Regions from separate parts of the Homo sapiens genome. Here regions 2 and 3 are each linked to region 1. A link is a loop called in an ENCODE intact Hi-C map of the cell type or tissue named here. Cell type or tissue: heart right ventricle. All regions are shown on one strand. Links, peaks and the distances in the headings refer to the core of each region. The heading gives the core; the rest is flanking DNA. Region 1 has its middle 29 kb from the start of LINC02093. Region 2 holds the start of MIR548H3 (microRNA 548h-3). Region 3 overlaps HS3ST3A1 (heparan sulfate-glucosamine 3-sulfotransferase 3A1).

Region 1 (10,034 bases), core at 2,035-10,034:
TTAGGATATTTCCTTCCAGACTTTTTCACATGCATTTACATTTTATAGGCAAACCAAAAAAAAAAAAAAAAAAAAAGACAAACCACGTACGTCCGAGGTTTAGGTGGCACACAGTGGTATGGGTTTTATCCGTTATTAAAATGTTGATATACTTCTATACTGTTTTATAGAGAGCTTCTGCCTCTGGCTTTCCGAATATCCCCCCCATATGCTGCGCCACCCACACCTTTCTCAGTGCCCCACTTCTCAGCCCCTGCAAATTCCTCATGAGACAGCAGCCGATTATGAGGAAACCTCAATGCCTCAAACAATAGCCCCCCCACCCCCAACCCCTGCACTACAGCTGGCATCTATTTTAGTCTTTTGGTTTTCCTACATATTGGCTGTTAAACATGTTGAATATCATTCATGACTACATAGAACATGTAGTAGATCTCTAAGATTTACTAAATTGGTGCAGAAGTAATTGCGGTTTTGGGCCATTATTTAAATGACCAAAACCACAATTACTTTTGCACCAACCTAATATAATTGAGTGTTAAAAAATCAAGTCAGAGAATGTGGTAGGCAGAATAATTTTCCCCTTTAAAGGTTTGTCCTAATCTCTGGAACTTGTGAATATGTTATGTTCTATAACAAGGGGGATTAAGGCTGCAGATAGAAGTTGCTAGTCAGTTGACTTTGAGATGGGGAGATAATCCTGGATCATCCAGTGAGACTGAGCCAATGACAATAGTCCAAAAAAGTGAACGAGAGAGGTTGGAGTGTCAGAGTCAGAGGGAGATTTGAAGTTCTGAAGATGTTACATTTCTGGATTTAAAGATGGAATGAGGCCACAAGCCATGGAAGCCACAAGCCATGGAGGCCACAAGCCAGGTGTCTCTAGAGGCTGGAGAAAGGCAAGGAAATGGATTCTTTTGTAGAGCTTCCAGGGAGGAAGGCAGCCCTGCCAATACCTTGATTTGAGGCCACTGAGACTCATTTAAGACTTTTTTCCTTATGTTCAGAGGGTACATGTGCAGGTCTGTGACATGGGTATAGTGCATAATACTGAGGTTTGGGCTTCTAGTGAACCCATTGCTAAATAGTGAGCACAGTGCAAAATAGGTAGTTTTTCAACCCTTACCCCTCTTTTTATCTCCCTGCTTTTGGAGTCCTCAGTGTCTATTATTTTTATGTTTGTTTCCACGTGTACCCGTTTGTTTAGCTTACACTACAAGTTAGAACATGTGGTATTTGATTTTCTGTTTCTTAGTTATTTTACTTAGGACAATGGCCTCCAGTTTCAATCATGTTACTATGAAGTACATGATCTCATTCTTTTTTATGGCTGCATAGTATTCCATGGTGTATATGTACCATATTTTCTTTACCCATCAGTGGATGGACACTTACAATGATTCCATGACTTTGCTGTTGTGAATGGTGCTGCAATAAACATACAAAGGCTGGTGTATTTTTGATAAAACAATTTCTTTTCCTTTGGATGGATACCCAGTAGTGAGATTGCTGGGTTAAATGGTAGTTCTACTTTTAGTTCTTTGAGAAATCTCCATACTGTTTTTCACAGGGGTTGAACTAATTTAACTCCACCAATAGTACATACACATTCCCTTTTCTCTTCATCCTCACCAACATCAACATCTGTCGTTTTTTGACTTTTCAATAATAACTATTCTGATTTGGGTGAGATGGTGTCTCATTGTGATTTTAATTTGCATTTCTCTGATGATTAATGATGATGAGCACTTTTCATATGTTTGTTGGCTGCTTGTGTGTTCTCTTTTGAGAAGTGTCTGTTGATGTCCTTTGCCCACTTTTTAATTGGGTTATTTGTATTTTTTCTTGTTGATATTTTAAAGTCCCTTATAGATTCTGGATATTAGTCCTTTGTCGGATGCATAGTTTGCAAAGATTTTCTCCCACACTGTAGGTGTCTGTTTACTCTGTTAATGGTTTCTTTTGCTGTGCAGAAGCTCTTTTGTTTAATTAAGTCCCATTAATACAGCTGTATTACAATGAACTGTAATACCATTCATTTCAAAACACCTATGCTATCTCTGATCTCTAAACTCTCAGAAAACTGTCCCTTTAATGACCTCTTCATTGTGACGTTTAATGAACAATCTTTAGCTCTCTCTGATTAGACCTGTGGCACTGTAGAGACTTCTTTTCTAGAAATACCGTCCTCCTTTAGTTTGTATGATTCTATTCTTTCTTTCTTAGTTTTCCTCCTGCCTCTGTCACTACTAGCATTACCTCACAGCCTTTTTTTTATCCTTTGCTGCATCTAAGTATCAGTTTTGTTCTCTTGGCACGCCACTGGGAATCTATATGGCTTCCTTTGGCAATCTCACCCATGATGGCTGTACCGTCTCTGGGCTAATGACTCTCAAGTGCTTGTCTCCAGATAATTATGAAGATAATCATATTGTTTCTATCTTCCCTCTCTGCTATGATTTATGATTCTGTGATCTCCACGAAATGGAATCGTACTTGAAGTTGGTTCGCAGTTATCAAAGCCCTTGTTCTTTCCAAGAAGTCTTCTTGCTTTTCCTCCTGGCTGCTCAATCTGCTCTCTTGATTTACTCAAGCCTAAAGGAATTAAGATACACTGGATCCTACTTTCTGTCCTGCCACATAGGCCAACAGTGTGTTCACATCCATTCTAAGATGAGACTGTAGGTACAAAAAGAGCCTGCGAGAGCTAATTCCCAAACACAAGTGTGGAAAAGACAGGAAGCACATCATCATTATCATCATCATCATCATCATCATCATCACCATCATCATCACCACCATCATCATCATCATCACCACCATCATCATCACATCATTGTCACTACAACAGCAAATCATACTTGAAAGGCATCAAGTTCTTCTGCTACCCAGTGGATGGAGCTTTTGAGAAGACTGGACCAGTTTGAGAGAATAAGGAAACCCCATTTTCTCTGGTGGTCTGATTTGTGACATAAGTAATTCCGTGACCACACCACCTGAAGAGTGTGCCTAGGAGATATCAGAACCGGAGTACAGCATGAAATTAGCATCACACACTGACTACAAAACAAAAACAACAAAATTTAAGAGCCGAGTTTTATTGAGACCAGGGTGGGTGGGACTCAGAGAGACAACAATCTATAGAGGCAAACACAGGAGAAACATCTGATATAAAAGAGCAGGAGGCAACAAGGGAAGTTGTCATTTAGACCCTCATGGGCTCCACATTTTTGCAAGCACTGAGCTTTATAAAGACCTGATTCTTACACTAGCCGCTCCAGGCTATATCTGTACTGCCACTGCCAGACATAATTGGAGTGCTACTGGGCCTTATAGAGAGAGGTTGGATCCCATGACCAGTCCAGAAAGATAACTCTCAACTAGGAAGACCAGATTTAAGGCCATTTTGAAAGATCTTGATAAGCCAAAGTGGGGAGCCTCGCTGACTTCCCAAGACTTAGCTTGGCCAGGATCTGTTTGCCCATCAAGTTAGAAGTTGAAGCTACAGACAAGACAGAGACAGTTGGGGGAGGATGTCAGAAAATGAGCATGGAGTTAGAGATAACCCATATCTTCTGTAGTCTTTCAACAGAGACAGTTGCTCAGTTCTGGTTGATCCAATGAAAGGAAAGTTTTGTCTGCACATATGGCTGAGCTTCCTAACTGGACTCATATGTTCAGTTCTAAGAAAAAGCTACATGTTAGTGGAATAAGAAACAATCCCTACTGCAGGAGATGCATAAGACTTCCCATCAGTACCCACTTATCCCAAACACATAGACAGCCTGGAGGATAAACCAAAAAACAGATCCTAGTCAGAGGGAGACCTAGATTTTTCTGTCAGGGATTGGAAAGTCCTCTTAGGCAAGAGTATTTGCCTTTAAGGTGCCATGGAGACTAACTTGGAGGGAGAAGTCAGGGAGTAGGAACAGACATGATTATTCTGAAAAATCATAATGAATCTCTTTTGCACTTCCAGGCACAAACTCTTCTTAACTCATTCTTAAATAACTACCTTAGGAGTGGGGTGTAGGTGATTACTTCTGAAAGAATGTGAAGAGGCTGGGCGCAGTGGCTCACACCAGCACTTTGGAAGGCCTAGGCGGGTGGATCACCTGAGGTCAGGAGTTCCAGACCAGCCTGGCCAACATAGTGAAACCCTGTCTCTACTAAAAATACAAAAAAATTAGCTGGTCATGGTGGCAGGCACCTATAATCCCAGCTACTTTGGAGGCTGAGGCAGAAGAATCGCTTGAACCCGGGAGGCGGAGGTTGCAGTGGGCTGAGATACGCACCGTTGCACTCCAGCCTGGGCAACAAGAGCGAAACTCTGTCTCAAAACAAACAAACAAATAAACAAACAAAACAAACAAACAAACAAAAGAATGTAAAGAGAATGAAAACATTCAGCTTTTGGTATCCAAAGTAGGATTCTGGAACAAATGATGAGCTGGAAAGCCAAGCCTCTTAGAAAAGTTGCTGGTTCACTCAGATCATTTTCCCTAAGTGCAGAGATGTTACTCCTTCTGCCTGAGGTATAAGATGGCAACTCCCGCCTGCCTCGCTAGACCCTTCCCAATCAGGGAAAACTTAGTGAATCAGTTGACCCTATTTTGTTGTCATGTCAGCCTCCATTCTGCTGTTTTGCTGCTGCTGCTTGGTGCTTGGGCTGGAAAGTGGTGGTTTAAATGTCCAGCATCTCACCCGGACGTGATATCTCATGCCTGTAATCCCAGCACTTTGGGAGGCTGAGGTATGTGGATCATTTGAGGTCAGGAGTTCAAGACCAGCCTGGCCAATATGGTGAAACCCCGTTTCTACTAAAAATACAAAAAATAGCCAAGCACTGGTGATGCGCGCCTGTAGTCCCAGTTACTTGGGAGGCTGAGGCAGGAGAATCGCTTGAGCCTGGGAGGCGGAGGTTGCAGTGAGCCTAGATCGCGCCACTGCACTCCAGCCTGGGTGACAGAGTGAGACTCCATCTCAAAAAAAAAAAAAAAAAAAAAGTCCAACATCTCTTCCTTCTGCTGGGAGTAGCCACCTCTTTACCTGCTTCTTTTGCAGCGTTGACACCTTATCCCCACCACCTGCACCCACCCCTACCCCTGCACCTTGCTCTAACATGTGGTCAGAATGGGGTGACTGCCAGCTTCTGCATGAACTTTCCCTCTACAGCCACGGTGATTGTCTAGGGGAAAAGGCAGAAAACTCAGCTAAACCAATGAGTCTTTTATGGAGATTTATTTAACTACATTGAGTGGCATCTTTTCCTTCTCTGATGGTAAAGCTAGGAATATGTAAGAGCAAAAATGGCTGAAAACTTTGCTCTAGTGTTGAAGGGAAAGCCATGTGACAGGAAAGAAGAAAGCCACTGTTCAGCCTGAAGCAGAGTCCACTGATGCTCAGAGAGAGTCCTAGTATCATTGCAACCCGCCATTCAGCCATCTCGAAGATACCAGGATCCCACTCTTCCTGCAACTTAGCTATACACATCAATTCAGTTTCCATTTTGCCTAAGCTCGTGCAACTTTAATCTCTTTCGCTTGCAGCTAAGAGTTCTGCCTGTGTAGCGGTCTTATAATTATCTGAATTAGAGCAACACTGAATGAGCCTACTCGCCCTTTCTCAGGTCTAAAAATACCATATAAAATATTCGTGAGAAATTAATATAGTTCCTAGAAAAGACTTTGCCAACGCTTGTCCATTTGTAGGATATTTTAAGTAGCCTTTAAACAACAATAACTCCCTTTTGGAATGAACAGACAAAAGGAAGAACTGTTCTTCTGAGATGTGAGATCCTGGGATATGATTCAACAGGACTTTTTGTGGGAATGGTTTTGCTGCATTTTTCTTTTCCAGAGGGCAGAAAAGAAAAACCATGTTATTTTCTTTTATTGTATGTTATAAATGCATATAATTTCCAAAAAATCAACAAAGACTTCTGATGTAAATGTGTATTAGTTTCATCTAACTTCTTTAAACGCCATCACATACCTAAGGACTTGGGGAGACATATCTATTTTCACAGTTCTTTCCGATTCTAATGAGCTCTGAAAAGTTTATTTCAAAATAATCCTTCTGTATTAAGCGCTGGCTCATTGACAGGTCCCCTTTTATCGTAATTTCATGAAGTTTATTTTCCAAATGAAGGTTTATTTTTGCATGGAATTCTGAGGTTCTGCATTGTGTATATGAAGCAATTAGTTTGGGATTTCTGGAATTTATTTTAGACCAGACAGATGTCTTCAATTTACACACTCTGGGAGGTGACAAACCCTATTAACATTCGAAAGCTATCAATTTGCTTTATCTTTGTTCTTAAGCACACCCAGCTACGATCCAGGGTAATTCTTTTTGTTTGATTGTTTATTGGTCTTGTGTTTTTATGTAGACAGAAGTAGGAATTTAAGGAAAACACGGAAGATAGCTTCAGTAATTTTATCACTGTCAAAATCTAGTGGGTTACTTTAAGAGCCACGAATCACACCTGTATTAGAAATGCATTTTTTCCTGACTAAAATTCTTTCCTTTTAGTAACCACCATTGAAGTCTAAAACACATACACAGTAGCTACTCATCTTTTAAAGTTTTTCTTTATCACGTTGGTGACTTATGCCTGCTATTCCCTTGCTTACATTGTCTTTTTTTAATCAATGGTTGTTTTTACCAGGTAATAGAAACATATCTCTAAGCTGCGTAGACCTCAGCATGAATCTGAGTATTTTTCTATTCATTAGTCAAATCCTTCGTAGTCAAAAGTAAGTGCACTCCCATTGTGTACAAAGTCCTAGACTGTGTTGATTTGGGAAGGAGGGTTCAAATGATGTCCCCGTTCATTTTTATTCTGAACTTGAAGACCAAACCAGGGTTATTATTTTTTTTTCCGATGCATTCTGCAGCCACTAGATGGCTCCGGAGATATGCTCGGGTCTTCTCCAGAGTCAATTACTTCGAAACCTAACAACCTAAATTGCTATTTACTTCTCACATCGAAGTCCAAAACTGCACGCGCATTTTGCTGATTATAGGATTTAAAAACTGAGAGTAGGACCCAGAACTTGATCTGAATAAACTCAGCCCACTATTGGGAAATTTTGTTTACAAAATTTGCTTTTTATTATGACTGCCGTATTTTATTTTCAGTGAATGTGGGGCGTATTGTTACTGGCCAGGAGAAAGTTAGAGACTAACAGATGTCATCGGTAGTGTCAGATCTAGATCAAATGCAGAATGATTATACATCCTGACACAATTGTTTTTGAAATATAGGATAATCCATTACGGACAGGATGTCTGACAACTCTAGTTTTAGTGACATTGTACTTGACTTTGAGCTCATGCTGTTTCCTTTATCTTGGATTAAGTTATTTATGTATGAGTCCAATAGAACTGAAAACACTTAGAACTAAGATTAGAAGGATACTTTCTTAACATGACTACTTCAGACTACCTCAAAAATATATATCAAAATATATTTAATGGTGAAATATCATAAATATTTCTGTTAAAATGAGGAGGAAGAAAAATATGCTTACTGTCATAATTTAAAATTTTCCTCTGGATATTTTAGATAATGCAGCAAAATTTTCCTCTGGCTGTTTTCGATAATGCAGCAAGTCAAGGGAAATAGAAAAGGTATTATAGAAAAGGAGAGACAAAATCATCATTGTGTGTAAATCATAATTTCTTTCTTCTAAAAAAACAGAAGGTTGGGATAAGAAAATAGTGTTAGTGGGTCAGTTATAAATAAATTGTACAAAATCATTAAAATTTTTAAAATAATTCTACAAAAATCAACTTCCTATATGCAGCAATTATCAATTAAATTATAACAAAAATATATTATATTACAATATTCAAGTATACTGAAAAGCAATGTATATTACCATACAGCAATTACTCTCCTGAGTGGCAAAAAGACACTTTAAAAAATGAAAGATTATCCTCTTTTGGATGGGAAGAATATTGTAGATATATCAATTCTACCTTTAGTTAGCTTATAGTTTTAATGATAATCCAACAAATATTGCTTCAGAATTTTTTTTCAAATTTCACAATTTTTTTTGGAAGTTCATGTGAAAAATCAATAGAAGAAAAGATCCAAGAAAATAAGGATGAGAGGCAATTCCATTGTTAAATACTTTGTTTATAATTTATCATCAACCTAAAGTAATCACAAAAGGCACTAACTACTCAAAGAGAAAAGTAAGTATTCTTAGATATACATGTGAATTAGTATTTAGTAGGGTAGCACTGCAAATTTTTCAATAAAAAAACAGATTAATTCAATAAATTGTTTACTATTTTAAAAATAACAAATTTAATTCCCTACCACATACAATATTGCAAAATAAAATCCAGGTGGATTACAGAGAGAAAATGATGAAACATAAATATATAAGAAAACTAAAAGTGCTGATTTGAACATTTGCACAATGATAGGGTAAGAAAAATTTTTAAGCACTTAAAAAGTATTTACATATTAACCAAACTGTTTTTTCTGAAAACCAGAGAAAGATAACTAAAATTATCAACAAGAAAATATTTTTAAGAGATTAATGAAAAGATACAATTATCCACAATATATCGAAGTCTTAGAACTCTATAAAAAAAGAAAAGCCAAAACGCCACAGTAGAAATGAACAACAAAGACATGAACAATCAAATTCCCAATGAAAAAATACAAATGGCAAATAAACAAATCTAAACATTGTAAACTACACTAGTAGCCAAAAAAATGAAAATTACAATTAAATACTGTTTTTGTCTCAATTTGGAAATTACTAAAATGAATAATTACACAAGTGTTAGGCAGGTTACAGAAAAAAAATGGACACTCTCATATTCCAGTGGTGGATATGTAAATTGGAACATCATTTCTGCAGGGCAATTTGGCAGTGCATTTCAAATACATTAAAATGTGCATATCTTTTCACCGAGGAATGTCACATTTAGGAACTGATTAGATGTATATAAAAACATCTGTACAAGGATGATCACCCTTTTATTTCTTATTACTATGAGGATTTGATCCAAATTTAAGTGTTCAGAAATATGAGATTAAACAAACTATAGTGTGTACTTAAAATTCTTTTATCTAGACATTCAACAAATATTTATTTACTTTTACAAAGATAATATGCATTCACTAGAGATTTAAGAGATAAAGGGCTAAGAAAATGTTCACAGGATACTGCTGGATGACAAAAGCAGGTCATAAAACAATATGCAAGAGGAAATCCCATTTTTTATGAAAGCTGCATTCCCTGGCCTTCAAGAGAGTGAGGTTACAAACAACGTTATGGGAGCATTAACACCTGTGTTATGCTGGCTTGTAGAGCCCATGATCGTAACTGTAGGGTTTTAAATGCCTTCTAAACATTTCCCCTAATTGGTACATTCCTGATAATTTTAGAGATTTAACTTCTCATGGTATTCTCAATGTTCTTTTCTTCCTACTTACCAAACTCCAAACTCACTAAATCAGTTTTGAGTTTGACCTCTCCTCTCTACCCAAAGTCAACCTACACTGGAATATCACACGCCTCAATTTCAAAACAAATGTCCTTGCTATGGTCTGAATGTTTGCATTCCCCCCACATTCGTATGTGGAAACCTAATCACCAGAGGATGGTTCTAGGAGGTGGGGCCTGTGGGAGGTGATTATGTCATGAGGGTGAAACCCTCATGAATGGAATTAGTGCCCTCATAAAAGAGTCCCCAAAAAGGCCCCTTCCATTTCCGCCATATGAGGACACAGGGAGAAGGTACCATCCATGAATCAGAAAGTGGGCTCTTGCCAGACACCAAATCTGCAGTCAACTTGATTTTAGACTTCCCAATCTCCAGAACTCTGAACTACATAAATGTTTGTTGTTTATAAGTGGCCTAGTGTACTCACCACACACACAAAGCATGTTTGTGGGTTGCGGCTTTACTGGATGCTTGGGATGATGTGGTGGGATATGGCTCACAGCACTCAAAGACCTTTGACTACCCATCTCACTCGGGAGTCCTCATGGATAGACAGTTCT
Region 2 (10,481 bases), core at 782-8,781, 210 kb after region 1:
TCTAATTTCTGATTGACCTCTGATTCCTAGGCTTTTGTGACAGATCACAATGTCTTCAAGCAACAATCTATAATGTTCTAGTGTTATCTGTGTCACTGACCAGCAGCTTGACACTGGGCAGGGTGGTTTTTCCCTTTCTGAGTTCTTGCCAAAGGGTTCAGGGTTAAACATTAAAGGTGCATTAAAGCTCTAGTTAGTGGAAAGGGTTAAATATCATCATCAAATTTTACTCTTGCAAAATGTTTCACAGGTTCCAAAGCATTTTGTGTAATTGCCTCATTTGATATCAATTTCTAGGGTTCCTTCCATCTTCAACATTGTATGATTTGATGGACTAAAAATGCATGCTCAATTGATAAAATGTACCTTTTTCCAGTAGTTTAAATAGTCAAAGACTTTTAAGTGCTCCTGCTGTGGAGAAAGAAAAGTCTGTTTCTTTCATCTCTGCATTTACGTTGGAAGACCAGATATCACTTTCAAAATATTTTTTCAAAACTTAAGGAGAGGTGTGACTTACCACTTAATGATCAGCCTTTGCTCACACATTTCTGTGGTTCATTGAGCGAACTTCACTGTAGAACAAGAGTCTCCTAGAGAAAAAGCATTCAATCTATCTTCCTGGAAGATCTTGGCATTCATTCCCCTTAGGGGCTACCCAAAAGAGCAAAAGGGAAAGGCAGAAGGGATCTCTGGGACCTCACATCCTTATTTAAGCAGAGAAACTCCCCTTTTATCAGTGTTCATTTTCACTTCAGTGTAAAATTTCATTTGAACTAGGAGTTCTAAGGTCATCAAATATTTGAAAACTACTGCTTAAGGGAACACATGTGGATTTGTAAATCCTGCTAAATCTATTTATGTATTGTGATATAATTCTCCCTACTGATGCTGTAAAAAATTGTTTTAAACTGAAAGCTATGATATAAACTATTCCAACTGACCCCACATATCCCCAAAGGCCTCCTTTAAAGTTCTACTCTGTGGTTTGAATGAGTTTTTGAATGGATGCCAAAGATTTCCTATCTCCTCTGCTAAAGAGGCTAAGACTACAAAAGAAGCCAAGCCAGGGGGAAAGAAAAATTCCAGCCATAAAGTTTCAAAGAATTCTCAGATATTAATTCTGACCCAAGTGCCAGAGTGATTCACTGGCGGGTGATGCTGAGTAATCTTACTTTGGACTCTTAATCCATGTTCTATTAATGGATTTTAGCCACAGCTCAAAAGGTTAGGAATTAAAGACCCCATTTCCACCTCTTTTTATTAAATTATTCTAACCTCATCCTGGGTAATTCATCACTGTCTCACTCGCTCTTGGTACACACATTGGGAATGGAAGGGCCAGTTGATACAATCACCCTGTCCACCTTCCCAAACACATTCTAATAAAAAAAGAGCCCTAAGTCCAGTTTCTCTGAGATTTGAGAGGGTGGTTATTCCAATTTTACATTCAGTACTGCTGAAGAGTCAGTTCCTAGAGACTCTTGCTCCTTAAGGAGTCTCTTTCTTTAGTAGAATCATACCCTTTGCCTTAGTTTTGGTAATTTTCAATGTTGTTTAGGTTGAGCCTTTGAACATCGTGACCAGATGGTCATCTGTTGGCAGTTTCCATAGCATTCGTTCAGTGGGCACAAATCTTGAAGGCTACTTGAAGAAAGAGGATGAAGTTCAGATGGTTCACACACCTCCAGAAACCTCTTTCAACTGTGAACAATCTTGACTTGCTGTGGTTTCTGTACATGTAGTAAAGCATGTTGAAGGAATGGATGCCTTGACTTCATTGATACCTGGAATGGACGGAATTATATCCCCTCAAAATTGGTAAGTTGAAGCCTCAACTCTCAATGTGACTGTATTTGAAGATTAAAGGGCATTAAAGGAGGTTATTAAAGTTAAATGAGGGGTCGGGCACAGTGGTTCATGCCTGTAATCCCAGCAGTTTAGGAGGCCAAGGCAGGTGGATCACTTGAGGTTAGGAGTCTGAGACCAGTCTGGCCAGCATGGCAAAACTGCATCCCTATAAAAAATACAAAAATAGCTGGGCATGGTGGCGTGCACCTGCAGTCCCAGCTACTTGGGAGGCTGAGGCATGAGAATCACTTGAACTCGGGAGAGGTGGAGGTTGCAGTGAGCAGAGATTGCGCCACTGCCCTCCAGCCTGGGCAACAGAGCGAGACTCTGTTTCCAAAAAAAAAAAAAAAAAATGGTTAAGTGAGGTTGGAAGAGTAGATCCCTGATCCAACAGAATTGGTGTTCTTAAAGGAAGAGGAAGAGATACCAGGAGTATGTCTGCACAGAGGAAAGGTTGTGTGAAGACACAGAGAGAAGGTGGCCATGTGCAAGCCAAGGAGAGAGGTCGCGGGAGAGAACAACCCTACCCATCCTCAATCTCAGACTTCCAGCCTCCAGAATTGTGAGACAATAAACTGTTGTTTAGGTCCCCCAGCCTGTGGCACTTTGTTATGGTAGCCTGTGATATTTCGAAATATCACAGGCTACCATATTTTGATATTTGGTCTTCCTGTTTCCTGGCTCATCATTCCCAAAACCCTTGGAATCTAAAGCAATAAATTTCTTTGTGAATGTTAATGAGATGACTGGTGGCTGGGGGCTCCTGGATAGCCTCAGGATGGGGGATGGTTGCCAGGGGAATGTTGTAATTAGAGGGTTGAAACTTTCAGCTCCCCCACTACCACCACACACACACCTCTGGGGTGGAAAGAGGAGCTGAAGATTGAGTTCATCACCAATGGCCAGTGGTTTAATCAATCATGCCTATGTGATGAGACCTCTACAAGAACCCAAGACTGGGTTCTGACAGCTTCCAGAGAGCTGCACACACAGCAGTTCCTGGAGGTTGGTGCAACCAGGGATCTGGGAGCTCCAAACCCCTTCCTACATACCTCGCCCTATGCATCTCTTCTATCTGGCTGCTCCTCTGTATCCTTTGTAATATCCTTTGTAATAAGTGGGTCAACATAAGTGTTTCCCCGAGTTCTGTGAGCCACTCTAGCAAATTAAACAAATCTAATGAAGCGTTCATGGAAAACCCCAATTTATAGCCAGATAATCAATCAGAGGTATACTAATCGCAACAAGCATTTAAAGTGGGGGGCAGTCTTGTGAGACTGAGCCCTTAACCTATGATATCTGATGCTGTCTACAGGTTGATGGTGTCGGAACTGAATTGAATAAGACACCCAGATGATGTGTGCTGGAGAATGTAGTGTCAGAAGTGTTATATCGAGAGATGTGTGGAAGTAGAGAAAAAATATTTTTTTTTCTCTGACATAGCCCAAGCAGACTAATACAGTGCCACAACTTCAACATTTGGAATCAGTCTGAAGAAGAGAAGTTTCCAGAAGACATTATGGCTGTTTTTAAATATCTGAAGACAGTGACTACTTTTAGGTTGGTGCAAAAGTAATTGCAGTTTTTGCTATTACTTTCAATGACAAAAACCGCGATTACTTTTGCACCAACCTAATACATGCAGAATCAGATTTGTTCTCTGTGAATCTAGAAGGAAATCTAGAACTGGTTGGAAATGTTTTAAAAAATAAGGAATTTGTCTCAATGATAAAAAAGGAATTTTTAACTGTTAAAGCTTTTCAAAAGAAGAATGAGAATGAGCTACATAACAAAAGTGGGTAAGATCCCATCTCATAAATAACCATCGATCTGGATTCCGAAGCATCACAAAGAATGTTGGACTACCAGGACTCTATGATGACTTTTAAGTGGTAAAAGTAGGATTTTAAAACCCTCTCATCAAGGGTTACCACTAAGTAGCTCATTATCTTGGGCAAGTTGCCCAAAGTCTCTTCATCTCAGTTTCCAAAAATCTTTTTAAAAAGAAAGTACAGTTTTTGTGAAAATTGAAAAGAATATATTAGTAAAGCATCAAATAAATAGAAAACATTATCATCATCATCATGCCATTGGTGTCATCAAATGAAAATATTCCAAGAAAAGAAAAAATATATAATGCTTTCCATTCATATGATGAAAATATATACATTTTTTCTTACTTTGGGTTTGCTTTAAAAATATAAATATAACTGTGCTTCTCATGAAAAGGTAATCATATAAAACCATTAAAAACCCAAACCCTGGAAGTTTGCCTTACATCATAAGAAGAAGAGCAACAAAAAGCCTTAGTGAAACTGAACAGAGTGTTCTCTTTTCCCTGATGGGTGAGATGCGATCTGCACAAGCTGTGAGTGTAGAGAAACAAATGCTAGTCCTTCAGCTGTAGGGGTCTGGGACGACCTTCCTAACTAAGGCAAAACTGCCTTTTCTGTGAGTCACCCTTTGAAGGAAGGGCTCGCTGCCTGGGAGCAGTTTTACTGTTTCACATTTCTTTCATTCATCACTTTTCAGGCCCTGCGCCGTCTGGCACAGCCCCAGCCTCTTTGTGTGGATATCTGGCTCTCATTGCTGCAGAGAAGTGATGTCAGGAGGCTCTGACTCAGGTGAGCAATAAGGAGCAGATGGCGCCTCCACAAACCCAGAGCCTCTCCCCGCACCCTGCTCCTTGGAACAAGAGTAATTATTATAAATGGGATGGGTGGTGGGATAAGCAAAGATCCAAGTTTTCTAAGAGGATCTGCAAAGCTGAACCCTCCAGGAAAAAAAAAAAAGTGCAGCCACCAGCATGGACAACAGAAAGGAACCCTGATTGGAGATTGTTTAGGAACATGGTGCTCACTCAATTGGGCGTTGTGCTAATCTGATTAATGAAATGACGATGCTAAGCGGGGCGTTCAGCTTGCTGCATCCGTAGCTAAGGCAAGTTGGGCAATTCCCCCCAGAACATCAATTCTCAGCACCCTTGTCAGATAACTGTTTATGAAAAGATGAATGCACGTGGCAATCTCGGGTGAAGGAGGCTGATGCATGTGTTGTTAATGATTGAAATAATCAGTTTGGTAGTAACTGGCATGTGCGCTTGTCAAATGACAGGCTGGGGAGCATTAGCATTCCTCAGGCATGGACGCCTTTATCTTCAGGCTGGTGTCTGACAACTACCAAGATCACCCATGAATAAATATCGGGCCTTACCCAGACATAATTAAACTGCCAATGCAGATATACCTAAATAAAATTGATATCTTAATGACACCAGATAGTGTTCAAGTAATGAAAGCAGTGTGAGAGGGACCTGCACAATGAATGGAGACATCAGTGCTCATTCCACAGGGGACTCTTCCCCCAGTAACTCCTCACAGAGGTTGCTTCTCATCGTGGTGGAGTTTTATTTCTGGCCTTTTCTCTTCGATTGGCCTGCCTTCACCATCTGAGAAATCTTTCCTTCTTTCTCCCTAGCTATACCGGAGAGCTATGTATCTCTCTGCATGGAAGAGGTTTGTGTATCTTTTGTTACACTCCACTGGGCCACAGAGATTTTGGTTTTGTGACATCTGAAATAACCCCACTATGCTTAGGACACCAGTGTTTGCTGATCCTGGAGCTGCGGCTGCATCACCTCCTCCACGGAGTCCCGGGAGAAACCTCCGTTGCTCATGTCTGCATCACTCAGTACATCCAGCAAAATGCTAAAAAGCATCAGGTGGTAATCTCAGCATTTTCGGGGGCCGAGGCGCATGGATCACTTGAGGTCAGGAGTTCGAAACCAGCCTAGCTAACATGGTGAAACTTTCTCTAATAACAATACAAAAATTAGCCGGGTGTGGTGGTGCGCACCTATAGAGTCCCAGCTACTCAGGAGGCTGAGGCAGGAGAATCGCTTGAACCCAGGAAGCAGAGGCTGCGGTGAACCGAGATTGTGTCACTGCACTCCAGCCTGGGTGACAGAGCGAGTCTCCTTCTCAAAATAATTTAAAAAAAAGTACCAGGTGAATCTGATCTCCAGCCTCTTGCCAGCTCTGGGGGTCGTTTGAGAGAGAGAGTGCGTATGTGCATTTATCTGACTAATTTCCACCTGTCCGCCCTCTCTGACTTCATAAAATTGACTGTCTACCACGTGGACCAACTCCTCACCACTAAGATGCAAGCACTTTCATCTTATCTAGTCCTTTATCTTTATATGCCACTCCCAGGAAAAAATGAATCTGCCTCTGAAACCATTTCTACAACTCCTTATCATGTTTCTTTTTTCTTTTTCTTTCTTTCTTTTTTTTGACGGAGTCTCACTCTGTTGCTAGGCTGGAGTGCAGCGGCGTGATCTTGGCTCACTGCAATCTCTGCCTCCCAGGTTCAAGAGATTCTCCTGCCTCAGCCTCTCGAGAAGCTGAAATTACAAGTGCGTGTGCCACTACGCCCAGGTAATTTTTGTATTTTTAGTAGAGACAGGGTTTCACCATGTTGGCCAAGATGGTCTTGATCTCCGGACCTCGTGATCTACCCGCCTCGGCCTCCCAAAGTGTTGGGATTACAGGCGTGAGCCACTGCGCCCAGCCCATATTACGCTTCTTAATTGCCGTTATCTTGCAGTAGATTTTTCCTACTGATTTCCCTATGGAAATGGCACCCCCTCTTTCAGCCTCTCTCTTTAACTACCTCCTTTGACTAAAATGTGATTATTCATAGACTTAATTTGCTCACCTGAAAATCGCTGAAGTTGGACAAGATCATCATTTCTCAAACTGTGTCCTCTAGAACACCAACTTTTCGTAGTACAGTGCCAAGCAGCAGTTGTTCAATAAATATTTGTTGAATAAATGAAAATACTTGTGTCATGATAAAAGGGATTCTGGAGACAAGTGTAGGGAGAGCTGAGAAAAATGTGTTTAATCTTTACTCTAAAACTTTTCAGACCTTCCGATGGGCTACTAAGCAGTATAAAACTTCATATGGTATGCAACTTTTAGCAAACTTATTTAACCATGGAATTTCATGTTTTGCAGTTGCCTAGGAACCCGTCACAGAATATACATTAGATTTAATGATTACCAAATTTCTTTTGGCTATTAAATTCTATGACCACATGTCTTACACAGAGACCCATCCATCACTCCCATTCACCTCAAGGGAAGAAAATAAGTCTTCAACTTCATCCCTCCCCATAGCATCTAACACTATGTCTTTCCTTTTAAAGTCCTGTGATCATTAAAAAAAATTTGGTCTTTGTCCCCAGTTCCTGACACAGCTCCTAAAGCCCTTGGAATTTTGGGAGTAATAAGTGCCTTTTGCAAGTAAATGTGATGACTGATGGTTGGGGGGCCCCTAGATAGCTTCAGGGGAACGGGTTGCCAGAAAGACCAACGCACCATTAGGGAGTTGGAACTTTTAGCCTCACCCTACAACCTCCATGGAGGGGAGAAAGGGCTGGAATTGGAACTAATCAACAATGGCCAGTGATTTAGTTCATCATGTCTATGTAATGGAACTTCCATAAAAGCCCCTAAACAACCAGGGTTCAGAAAGCTTACGGAGGTGCTGGGAGGCTGTGCACCCAGAGAGGACATGGGAAGATCCATGCCCTTCCTCCACACCTTGCCCTAAGCATCTTTTCCATTTGGCTGTTCTTGAGTTGTATTCTTGACAATAAACTGGTTATAATAAGTACAGTCTTTTTTGAGTTCTGTGAGTTGTTCTGGCAAATTATTGAACCTAAGAAAGGGGTTATGAGAACCCTTGATATTTAGCCAGTCAGTCAGAAGTACAGGAGGCCTGGGACTTGGGATTAGCATCTGATATGGGGCAGCCTTGTGGGAGGGACTGAGCCCTTAACTCCAGGGATAGGATGCTAACTCCAGGTAGATAGTGTCAGAATTGAATTGAGTTGTTGAACACCTACTTGGTGTCTGGAGAGTTGGAGAATTGGTTGGTGTGAGCCAAAAAAAAAAAAAAAAAAACCACACGTTTGGCGTCAGGTATGGTGTTATTAAACACAGCACAGTAGTCCTGATTATTTAAATATACTAACCAAGTCTAAATTCTCACTTTCACACTCTCATGGTTTCCAGTAGCCATTTTCATTGTCTGATGACTTTGTATCTGTATTACTTCTCTAAATTGTTACAGTTACTTTGGGTAGCTATAACAAAATACCACAGACAAGATGGTTTATACAACAAATATGTATTTCTCCCAGTTCTGGAGGCTGGGAGGTCCAAGATCAAGGTGTAGGCAGATTCAGCATCTAGTGAGGGCTCTCTCCCTGCTTTGTAAATGGCCATATTCTGTGTCATTCTCACATGGAGGAGTCAGAGAAACCCCTGGTCTCTTCTTTTAATAAGGGCACTAATCCCGTCATAGCATCTCTACTCTCATCCTCTCACTTAAGCCTGATTATCTACTGAAAGTGCTATCTATACCAATACCACCCCATGGAAGATAAGGGCTTCAATGTATGAATTTTGCAGGAACATGTTTAGTCCATTATATCCACCATGTGTCTTAATATCTTAGATAGTGTTCAGATTAACAAACCGTCTCTAATCCTATCCCCCAGTCTACCATATTCTTAGACTTCACTGGCAGTCTCCACTCCACATGTTGAGAGGTGAAGCTGACTGGGCTTCTGGGTCGGGCGGGGACTTGGAGAACTTTTCTGTCTAGCTAAAGGATTGTAAACACACCAATCAGCACTCTGTCTAGCTAAAGGTTTTCAAACGCACCAATCATCACTCTGTAAAAACGCACCAATCAGCGTTCTTGTGTCTAGCTAAAGGTTTATAAACACACCAATCAGCACTCTGTAAAAAATGCACCAATCAGCGCTCTGTGTCTACCTAAAGGTTTGTAAATGCACCAATCAGCACTCTGTAAAAACACACCAATCAGCACTCTGTAAAATGGACCAATCAGTGCTCTGTAAAATGGACCAATCAGCAGGACATGGGCAGAGCCAAATAAGAACTAAAAACTGGCCACCCGAGCCCGCAGCAGCGATCTGCTCCGGTCCCTTGCCACACTGTGGAAGCTTTGTTCTTTTGCTTTTCACAATAAATCTTGCTGTTGCTCACGCTTTGGGTCCGCACTACCTTTATGAGCTATAACACTCACCACAAGGGTCTGCAGCTTCATTCCTGAAGTCAGCAAGATCACGAACCCACTGGGAGGAACAAACAACTCCGGACACGCTGGCTTTAAGAGCTGTAACCCTCACTGCGAAGGTCTGCGGCTTCACTCCTGAAATCAGCAAGACCACCAACCCACTGGAAAGAAGAAACTGCAGACACATCTGAACATCCGAAGGAACAAACTCTGGACACACCATCTTTAAGAACTGTAACACTCACTGTGAGAGTCCACAGCTTCATTCTTGAAGTCAGCAAGACCAAGAACCCACCGGAAGGAATAAATTCGGGACACAATGTCATCTACCCACAAAGGCTCATAGTTGTTATTGCATTGCACTGCTCAGCCTCTGAGCTCTCTTCCTTCCTTCTGTGTAAAAATTTCCTCTTGCCGCATTCCTTTGTTCCACCGCTGTTCGACAATCCTCTGACCTCAGGGCACTTTCCTGAACACTGATGACTTCCAAAGCACTAAGTCCACTCATCCTCTTCTGATGGTGGTTGCTCCCCACTCTACTGGGCTCCAGCACTGGACTATTGGACATCACCTAGCCAAGCCCCCTAAACCCCCATACAGACTTAACATGGTTCCATGCCGACTGTCACACAGGAAGCTCTTCAGCCACGTGCTTTGTTCCTTTTAGCGTCTAAGAAAATTATTGGGAAAAGTCACGAAACTAGTTTATTTTAGTTCGCCATAAAGAGTTGCCAATTCTCATAACTGAATTAGTTATTGTACCCTGAGGAACCTTGATTCATTTCTTATTGATAAACTTTCCTTTCCTGTAGACCCACTATCTCCAAAGTGCTGACAGGATACTGATAAATATTCTATGGAAAGAAGGTTCCATGGTCATATAGATATTGGGGGAATATAAGGCTAAATTTAAATAAACTTGTCTCATTTATTCTCAGAGCCTTAAAACACTAGCATGCATTGTGAATTTGCTAAATGTTGTATATGCAACACCACACAGCATATACAAGTTTATGTGATAACTGAATCCGTTTAGTAGTAGTAATCATTTTGTTTTGTTTTGTTTTGTTTTAATTTTTTAGAGTGCATGGACTAAATTTTGAATGACTTTAGTTTAAATTTTCTTTTCAGGACTCATGACAGAAAGGTTCACTGGCTGTTCACCCAGCCTATTCCCTCTTCTTCCTGAGAACACAGCTACACCTCATTTGCCAACCTCCCTTCCAGTATGGCATAAGGTGTGAATGACCTCTGGCCAAGGAAATTACAGTAGAGATGACGTGCATTGCTTCTTAGTCTGGTCTTTGGAAACCTCCCTCCACACACGCCCCCCATGTTCTTTTCTGGTTCTGGCTGCTGGAATGGAGCTGAGCCCCTGAGCGATCTTAGAAGCATGTGCTGTGTGAGGAGCCTGGGTCCCTGAATCACCACTTGGAGCTGAGTCACCTGACCAAGAACGCCTGCATTGTCAGTTTTATGAGTGAAAAATAAACTTTGTTATGTAGACACTAAAATTTGAA
Region 3 (10,268 bases), core at 1-8,000, 230 kb after region 1:
TGTGCAAAAAATTGTAAATGTTGAAAACATTACTTTCTACTATATACATATGGTATTATTTATAATATATATAAAGTACTATGTACTTCAATAATACATAGATAAAATAAAAATTTCAAAGATCAATTATACAATTTAAAAACAAAAACAGTAGTGATCTATGCTATATGTAAGTAATAAAAAATTCAAAGTAAGAAAGCAAATGATAAAAATGTTAAAAAAGATGATTATCTCGAGCGAAGGAAGGCAGAGGGTGGAATCTGACACAGGCACATCTGCCTGTAACTATTCCAGTTTTATTTTCTTTAAAACGATCTCTATCTATCTGTAGCTATGTCTGAAACAAACAAACATGGCAAAATATCAAATCTGGCATGTGAGAAGTTAACTGTACCATTTGCAGACTTAATATATTGTACATGCTTTTTAAAGAACTGAATAATGAAGAGATTAGAGACTGCAGAGTTGCATCATCAAATAAGCTAAACACGGAAGTCTAAAAAATTGTCACAAAAATGTTTACGAAATGCCAGTGTAAAAAATAGCCCTTGAAGAAAAAAACCACAATGCTACTGAAAAGTAATAATAAAAGGCCAGGTGGTAGATTACAATGGTTTAAGGCTTGAGCTCAGGAATAATACTGCTCTGTGCTCAGATTCTGACTCTACCACTTAGCAGTGATGTGGCCTTCAGTAAGTTACAATGCCTGTCTGAATCTCAGCTATGCCCTTGTACAAAGGCTAATAATAATACCTACCTCATGGGGAAATTGTAACAATTATGTAAAACAAGGAATACAAATCTGGAACACTGTTGTGTAAAACAATGAATACCAATCAGCCTGGAGCCTGGCACATATGAGTATTCAACTAATATTAACTGTTAGTATTATTATGACAACAAAAAAAGAGACTGGGTGGAGATGCTTTGTTTTACTCCAGTCTCTTAGCACCTCAGCTGGGGGCTACCACCCAAGGCAAATCTGGAAAAGGTAATTTCGTATTAATGGACACACCTCTTCAAGCATCTAGAAATTCAGACATTTATGTGTCCAAACTCTACTTCTACACTCTTCTTACACCTAAAAGTAAAAATATTTTTGAAAATATAATGTTTTTATTACATGTGAATATATATTCAATTACATACATATATTTTAATGTTCTATATAAAATTTAATTATATAACATATTACATTAATTACATATTAGATATAATCTTATATTTTATGATATAATTTTATTTATATTATATATTATAAAAGTTTGATCTTGTATTATATGTTTAATTTATTATTGGCTAATTTATTTATTATTAAGGTCTTAGGCAATTGATTATCTTTAAAGTATCCTTCCCCTTAGAAAACTCTAGAAATGGAAATGAACATGTTCCTACCAAATTCAGTGAACAGCACTTTCTTCTTCACATTCCAGGTACAGGATGGAAGCACAGGCTATCCCTAAGGCAACTGAGGAGACTGAGGGGCAATGTGTAAATACACATTTTTATTTTATTTTATTTTATTTTATTTTTTGCTTAGGTTGTACAATTAATATTTATTTTTCAAGCAGCAAGTTTGGTTTTGGTTTTTTTGCAAAAGGCCCATCTTGTTTTCTTAACAATTCTTTGATCCTCTAAATTTATATTTTGAAAATTTTCAAAGTTACAGGAAAGGTACAATAGTAAGAGTGTATTGGCCGGGCGTGGTGGTTCACGCCTGTAATCACAGCACTTTGGGAGGCCGAGGCAGGCAGATCACCTGAGGTCAGGAGTTCAAGACCAGCCTGGCCAACATGGTGAAACCCCATCTCTACTAAAAATACAAAAATTAGCCAGGTATGGTGGCACATGCCTGTAATGCCAGCTACTCGCGAGGCTGAGGCAGGAGAATCGCTTGAACCCGAGAGGTGGAGGTTGCAGTGAGCCGAGACAGCGCCACTATACTCCAGCCTGGGCAACAGAGGGACACTCGTCTCCAAAAAAAAAAAAAAAAAAAAAAAAAAAAAAGTGTATTACCTACATACTCTTCAACTGGAGTCACCATTTCTTTTTTCCTGCCACCTTTGCTTCTCTGTGTGTGTGTAACTCTATATATTCTTTCTGAACTGTAACAGAGTTAAACATCATGACATCTCACCTCAAATACTTCCACGTGTATTACCTACAAACAAAAACATTCTCCTAAGTAATCATAATACAATCATCATACTCAGGATATTTAACATGGAGGAAAACAAATTTTATTACAGCGTGTGTCTGGATTTTTGGTTTGGAATATAGAGTTTCTTTTAGTCTGGATACCCTGCTGATTATGCCTATGGTAAAGTGAGCTGACTAACAATATAGCTCCATTACTAAAAATCATGAGTAAATATCTCTAAATAATTAACTATTGCAATTCCATTTTGATCAAAGTGCAATTTCAACACAGGTGCCTGATAGAGAATCTGGTTTGGAACTGAAGTACTTAGTACCTCAGGAAAACTTATTAAAATGTTTTCTTCTTGTAAAAGACAGGGGAAGCAAAGTGTGGGAAATTAAAGTGACATTCCTGAAGTTTACAGAAGGAAGGTTGGTAAAATTCAAACTTAAGTTCCAGCAATACTGTACAGCAAAGCACAGATCCTGACACCATGTAGCCTATGGGAGAGGTGGGCACAGAAGATCCAGTAAGAGACCAGAAACACATTGCTTCCATCTCCCTCATTTCTGTTTGTAACACATCTCAGCCAGAGGCCTCCATTCCTCGATGGATGTTAGAGTCATCTTGGGAGCTTTTAAAAGATGCAGAGATGCCTTGGAGCCTACCTCAGACCAATAAAAGTAGAAATCACTGGGGACAGAACAAGGATGCTGGTATTTACAAGCTCCCAGGAGATTCTAACAAGCAGCCAGAATTGAGACCCATTGCCCTAGAGGAAAGGAAGTTTGGACTTTGGGTATGGCTGTGTATTCTTGTCCACCCCTACCTAAGTCTCTTGCCTTAGGAAGTGACACTGCACTGCATTTTTCCTTCCCTCTGCTCCTGATTTTCTTGTGAGCATTCGAGCATTCACCCTGAGATACCAGATCATTCTTTTTTTTTTTTTTTGGAGACAGAACCTTGCTCTGTCGCCCAGGCTAGAGTACAGTGGCGTAATCTTGACTCACTGCAACCTCCTCCTCCTGGGTTTAAGCGATTCTCCTGCCTCAGCCTCCCAAGGAGCTGGGATTTGGGATTACAGGCACCTATTACCATGCCCTGCTAATTTTTGTAATTTTAGTAGTGACGGGGTTTCGCCATGTTGGCCAGGCTGGTCTCGAACTCCTGACCTCGTGATCCAACCACCTTGGCCTCCCAAAGTGCTGGGATTACAGGGGTGAGCCACTGGACCTAGCCACCAGACCATTCTTAAATGCATTGTCCACAATGTGTCAGACCTCCCACCAGGCTGGAGACACTGCGGGATTCCAGCAGGAGATGGACGCCACACCCAACTGCAGGCACTTCACTCACACAAGCGCAAAATGACAGAGCTGTGAATTGTGCCAGTGCCAATGTCCGGATCCCAGGGGTACAAAGAGGACAGACAAAGGGCAAAAAGAGAGTGTAGGGTACGGATCTGTGTGGTGCTGAAGGCGGCTTCCTCAGATGAAGCTCTCAGTGGTGTGGGCTGTCACTGGGCCCAGGAGCTTAGCTGGGGAAGAAACCTGTAATTGACAAAGTCACGCCGCCCATGTCCCTTATAAACGGTTGAATTCTCAAGCAAAGACCAGCGTTTGTGACAGGTTACAATACCTGACTATGTGAATAAATAACGGATATACCTCCCTCTTCTTTCCCTTCTCCCCATGGCCATGACCACCCTGTCTTTTTGGAATAGGCAAGCAGTAACTTTGGCTCTGTCTCTAGGAAAAAGGAGCCGCAGCCTGCAAGAGTGGACTGAGCTTCCATCACATGCCAGGAGATGAGTCAGACACAGTCATGGTCTGGAGGAGTCCAGGATCGCTCATTCTGCAAGAGGCAGGGACAGACGTGTGTGCCGTGGACAGACAGACAGCCTCGTCTATTCTGCGAACATTTCACATCCTGTCACCAGTGTGGCTGCTCGGGCACACACGAGGGACAGCGGGTGGGGGGGAAAGTAACCCTATCCAATTCCTGACATTGCAGCCCCCTCACACCCGCTCTGATCTCCATTACATCCTGGGATTGAATGGCCCTATAAAAATGTCCACCGTGAAAGACAGATTCAAAAACTGAAGAAACAGTATCCTGATGGAAGTCCTTTAACATCCTCCACCCTCAAGCTTCAGCCCTTCCCCCAGGCTCTACAATAGAACTCCCATCCCCAACCCTGGCCAGGCAGAGAATTTATGAGCTCTAAGTCCTGTTTTTCTACATTGATGGAAATCACGGGCAAACGTTTCCACTGGGCCAAACTCCATCCAGAGTCAAATATCAAGGCACCCAGCTGAGCTCCAGGAGCCAGCGTTTATGAAGCCAGTCGATGTGCCCTGTGACCGTAAACCATCTTATATTTACTATGACAGGACAGTATTTGAGTTAATAAAAAGACGATTTTTCTGCCTAACTTTTGTTGCCTGGAAGGCCCTAGCTTCTTTTACAAGGGGATTGTGTGTCAGGACCCGATACAGAGCCTGAAAAGCCAGCTGTTTGCTCATTTCATTGGGGTAAAGAAATTGAGTCAGACGTAAAGGGGCCCTAAACAAGATTCCATAGATTCTTGAAGGTCCACGATAAGTGGGAAAAATACATACCTGTTATCTTGTATGCTGCAAATGGGAAGCAGGGAGAAGAGAATCACTTTATCTAACCTTCCCAGCCCTGCCTTCTCCAGGGATACCTAGACCCCATTTGGAAAAAGGGACAGTGATGAGCCTCTGAAATGTTCGCCAGAACCGCAGCAAAGGGTAGAACCACATCATCAATTTAGGTTGGTCAGGGTATGGAAAGAAACTGAAGTTGGGGTATAAAGGGAATGAAGGGATTTAGGAGGGAGCTTCCTGCTGCAGAAGGGACAACATATTCTGGGCTCTTTCAGTTACCTGGAGGGTCTGTGGGTTGTTTGCTACCAATGTTGCATTTATTTCACTCAAGTCATTCTGCAGGAGGACCTATGCCAGCTGGGGCCAAGGGAATTGGAGCAGGATGTATGTAGGCATTTTGTGAGGATGTAAGCAAACTAAGAAAATGTCAGATATGTCCAGCTACTAGTCTAAAGTGTTGACCCCAGTGTGGGGGGCAGAGAGGGAGCATGTAAGTTGTCCTCATCTCTAGAGCAGCTTCACAGAAATCCAGAGGTTCTTTTAGCTCTGACACTCTCTAACTCTGGGAATCACTAAGTCAATGGAGTTCAGAGGGTCATAGTTGAGCAAAGCCTCAGGAAACAGCCTTTTCAAAGGACACGCACAAGTCCCCAACACAGAACTGAAGGCTGCTGTCTCTCTTTCTGGCAATGGGTATTTGTCCCTGGAGTATGCGGTTGCAGCTCCTTCCTTTCCTGATACACGTTTCTGTACTTTTTAAATGCTATTAATTAACTGTGAAAGGACAACTTAAAGATCACAAAATTGCAACTATGAGCACCGGTGCCAGGCACTAGTTTTTCTTAATTATCAAGAAAAATTAATTTCTTATTAATTATTATTGAATAAATGGGCCAATCTACGATTGCACAATAAAACATTTGGACTCGTCTTGTGGACCACAAAGCTGAATTACCATTGCTCTTCAGGAAGCTAAAGAGATTAGATGGGTTTTAGGAAGTTTTTACTGTTAATCCAGGAAAGCAATTCTGCCTCCATCAGCAGCACCTCATGACATGTGTTAATGATATTTTTTCTGTACTCTGAACTTCCTTTTGCCAATGCTCAGCAACATGCATTTTTACCCCTTGATGCAGAAAATAACAGAAGTGAAATATCCTGAGGAATATTAAAGGCAGTAGGGATTTTCTCAAAAGGTTCAGATGCTTTTTGGCAGAGATTTATTTTTTCTGAGTAAATTATCCAATCTGAGACTCCTTTAGTATTTGATTTTAATCCATTTAAATTTATTTTGATTACAGTTGTCCCTTGGTATCCACAAAGGATTGGTTCCAGTACCCCCTAAGGATACCAAAATCCATGGATGCTCAAGTTCCTTATATAAAATGGCATGGTATTTGCATATAACCTACACACATCCTCCTGTATACATTTAAATCTTCTCTAGATTACTTGTAATACCTAACAGAATGGAAATGCTACGTAAACAGCTCTTAGACCATATTTTTTAGAATTTGTATTACTTTTTATTATTGTATTGTTTTGTGGGAGCGGGGGCTGGAGATTGGTTGAATCCCTGAATGTAGAACCCACAGATGTGGAATGTCCCCTGTGCTTAGAAATTTGGACTTCTTTCCTTTTTTTTTTTTTTTTTTTTAAGAGACAGAGTCTCACTCTGTCACCCAGGCTCGAGTGCAGTGGTGCGATCGCAGCTCACTGCAACTTCCACCTCCCGAGTTCAAATGATTCTTATGCCTCAATCTCTCAAGTAGCTGGGATTACAGGTGCATGCCACCACCCGGCTAATTTTTGTATTTTTAGTAGAGACGGGGTTCTGCCAAGTTGGCCAGGCTGGTCGCAAACTCCTGACCTCAAGTGATCTGCCTGCTTTGGCCTCCCAAAGTGCTGGGATTACAGACATGAGCCATCGTGCCTGGATGAAATTTGGACTTGTTTTCTATCATCTTATTTGATGCTTTCTATGTACTATGTCTGTTTGTTTTTTTCTTTTCTTTTATTGGAGTAGTCAAGTTTATTTTATTGAATCCCTTTCCAGTTTAGAAATTATTATTTCAGTGGTTACATTTCAATTTTTGCATGGTAGCTAATTTAAGAAAACCTCAAATTACTATTGCAATCCTTCTCTATCAATGCAAGGGTTTAAAAAGCTTGAGGCCAGGCGCAGTTGCCCCTGCCTATAATCCCAGCACCTTGGGAGGCCAAGGCAGGCAGATCACCCAGGAGTTCGAGACAAGCTTGGGCAACATAGTGAATCCCCATCTCTACAAAAAATACAAAAATTAGCTCGGCATGGTGGCTTGCACCTGTAGTCCCAGCTACTCCAGAGGCTGAGGAAGGAGGATCACTTGAGCCTGGGAGGTCAAGGCTGCAGTGAGCTGTGATCGTGCCACTGCACTCCAGCCTGGGCTACAGAGTGAGACCCTGTCTCAAAAAAATAAATAAGTAAGTAAAATAAAAAATAAAATGCTTTAACACTGCCCTCCACTTCACCTTTCTCTCATTCTAATTTTACCATTGGTAAAACTGCTGTTAATCCAAGCAACATATTACTTTTATTAATTTTATAGTCACAGCTCGTTTGGATGGATGAGTGTGTTTACCATCTTCTCGGCTCACCCTTGCTTTTAGTACATCTTGTTTTCCTTCTGGATTCAGTCTTTCTTGCTAAAGCATGTCATTTAGTAGTTTCAGTAAAGGTTTTGTGTAGTTACTTCTCTCTTTGTTTATCTGAAAGTTCTCCACGTTCTGTCCTCTGGAAGTTTTATTAAATGCATTTTGGACCTAGTAAGTCTATACTCCGAGTGTGTAAACCACCCTTTTACAGTTCCATCTTTTTATCTCTTTAAGAAGTTTCTCAAATCTTTTCATTGTTAACGTTTTTCAGCTGTTTTCCTCTGCTGTTCAGTAAGTTTATCATTTATCTTTTAGTTATTACAGGCATACCTTGCCTTATTGAGCTCTGGTTTACTGTGCATTGCAGATATTGCATTTTTTAAAAATTGAAGGTTTGCAGCAACCCTGTATCAAGTAAGTCTATCGGGGTCATTTTTCCAATAGCATGCTCACATGCTGTGTCTCTGTGTCACATTTTGGTATTTTTCTCAATATTTCACTTTTTCATGACTATTGTATCTGTTATGGTGATCTGTGATTGGTGGTCTTTGATGTTACTATTGTAATTGTTTTGAGGTGCCTCAAACCACGCCCATAGAAGACAAGGAATTTTATTGATAAATGTGTGTGTACTGACTGCTCCACAGACCAGCTATCCCCCATTTCTCTCCTCCTCAGCCTCCCTATTACCTGAGACACAACAATATTGAAATTAGGTCATTTAATATCCCTACAACGTTATAAATGTTCAAGGGAAAGGAAGAGTTGCACCTCCCTCACTTTAAATCAAAAGCCAGAAATGATTAAACTTAGTGAGGAAGGCATGTTGAAAGCTGAGACAGGCTGAAAGCTAGGCCTCCTGCAACAGTTAGCCAAGTTGTAAATGCAGAGGAAAAGTTCTTAAAGGAAACAAACGTGCTACTCCAGTGAACACACAAATGATAAGAAAGTGAAACAGCCTTATCACTGATCTGGACAGAAGATCAAACCAGCCACAACATCCCCTTAAGCCAAAGCCTAATCCAGAGCAAGGCCCTAACTCTCTCATATTTTATGAAGGCTGAGAAGGTGAGGAAGTTGCAGAAAAAAAAAGTGTGAAGTTAGCAGAGTCTAGTTCATGGGGTTTAAAAAAAGAAGCCATCTCCATAACATAAAAGTGTAAGATGAAGCAGCAGGTACTGACACAGAAGTTGCAAAAAGTTATCCAGAATATCTACATAAAATTATTGATGAAGGTGGCTACACCAAACAACAGATTTTCCATGTAGACAACGTGGAAGATAGAAGAAGATGCCATGTAGGAATTTCATAGCTACAGAGAAGTTAATACCTGGCTTCAAAGTTTCAAGGACAGGCTGACACTTTTGTTAGGAGTTAATGCAGCTGGTGACTTTGAGCTGAAGCCAATGCTCATTTGCCATTTCAAAAGTTCTAGGGCCCTTACAATTTATGCTAAGCCTATTCTGCCTGTGCTGTACAAATGGAACAACAAAGCCTGGATGACAGCACATCTGTTTACAGCATGGTTTACTGAATATTTTAAGCCCACTGTTGAGACCTACTGCTCAGAAAAAAAAGATATCCATCTAAATATTACTACTCATTGATAATGCATCTGGTTATCTAAGATCTCTGAGGTATAAGATGAATGTTGTTTTTTATAACTGCTAATACAATATCCATTCTGTAGCCCACAGGACAAAGAGTAATTTTGACTTTCAAGTCTCATTATTTAAGGAATATACTTTGTAAGGCTATAGCTACCATAGATAGTGATTCCTCTGATAGATCTTGGCAAAGTAAACTGAAAACCTTCTGGAAAGAACTCACCATTCTAGGTGCCATGAAGAACATTTGTAATTCTTGGGAGGAGGTTATAAAATATCAACACAAACAGGAGTTTTGAAGAAATTGATTCCAACCCTCATGGATGACTTTGACAAGTTCTGGACTTCAGAGAAGGAAGTAACTCCAGATGTGGTGGAAATGGCCCAAGAACTAGACTTAAAAGTGGAGCCTGAAGATGTGACTGAATTGCTGCAATCTCACAATAAACCTTGAACCGATAATGAGTTGCTTCTTATGGATGAACGAAGAAAGTGGTTTCTTGAGACGGAATCTCCTCCTGGTAAAGATGCTGTGAGCATTGTTGAAATGACAACAAAGGATTTAGAATGTTACATAAACTTAGTAGATAAAACAGCAGCAGGATTTGAGAGGACTGACTCCAATTTTAAAGGAAGTTCGACTGGAGGTAAAATGCTATCAAACAGCAGCATCGCATGCTGCAGAGAAATCTTTCATGAAAGGAAGAGTGGATCAATGAGGCAAATTTCATTTTTGCCTTATTTTAAGAAATTGCCACAACCACCCCAGTCTTCAGCAACCACTATCCTGATTAGTCAGCAGCCATCGACACTGAGGCAACACTCTTTCTCAGCAAAAAGATTACAACTCACTGAAGACTCAGCTGATCATTAGTACTTTGTTAGCAATAAAGTATTTTTAAACTAAGGTATGTACTTTTTTAGACATAATTACATAGCACGCTTAATAGACTATAGTATAGCATAAACATAACTTTTATACACACTGGGAAATCAAATAACTTGTTCAGCTCACTTTATTGTAATATTTGCTTTACTGTGATATTTGCTTTATTACAGTGGTCTGGAGCAGAACCTGCAAGATCTCTGAGGTATGCCTGGACTATGTTTTTCTGCTATTTTAATCTGCAGTTTATCCTTCCTATTGAGTTTTTAACTTCAACATTTACAATTTTTCATTTCACATTCTATTTGGCTCTTTGTCAAATATTTTTATGCTGTCCAGATTTTTCATAATAATTTTAATATTTTCTTTTG

The links. Peaks named below come from ENCODE experiments on the same cell type or tissue, not always from the same donor. Only the 100,000 strongest peaks of a DNase experiment are listed, where the experiment ranks them.
Region 2: it touches region 1 in a loop (2.9-fold over the local background); 4 of 110 quality-filtered maps call a loop at or near these places.
Region 3: a loop joins it to region 1, with 2.6 times the contacts of the local background. A loop is called at or near these places in 4 of 110 quality-filtered maps.

The regions. Positions count from the first base shown.
Region 1 is chr17:13,331,077-13,341,110 of GRCh38, forward strand. No RefSeq gene overlaps it. Among named protein-coding and RNA genes, the nearest start is that of LINC02093, 29 kb to the left of the region's middle. In heart right ventricle, for the core only: CTCF peaks have their summits at 6,915 (motif pointing right) and 7,117; no DNase peak of the experiment used is centred there; H3K4me3 peaks cover 558 bases; H3K27me3 peaks cover 338 bases.
Region 2 is chr17:13,540,147-13,550,627 of GRCh38, forward strand. The region is part of intron 1 of HS3ST3A1 (heparan sulfate-glucosamine 3-sulfotransferase 3A1); the gene reads right to left. It overlaps MIR548H3 (microRNA 548h-3), which reads right to left and starts at 3,500; the gene lies at 3,383-3,500. In heart right ventricle, for the core only: no CTCF peak of the experiment used is centred there; a DNase peak (open chromatin) is centred at 4,385.
Region 3 is chr17:13,558,313-13,568,580 of GRCh38, forward strand. The region is part of intron 1 of HS3ST3A1 (heparan sulfate-glucosamine 3-sulfotransferase 3A1); the gene reads right to left. Among named protein-coding and RNA genes, the nearest start is that of MIR548H3, 20 kb to the left of the region's middle. In heart right ventricle, for the core only: no CTCF peak of the experiment used is centred there; a DNase peak (open chromatin) is centred at 3,981.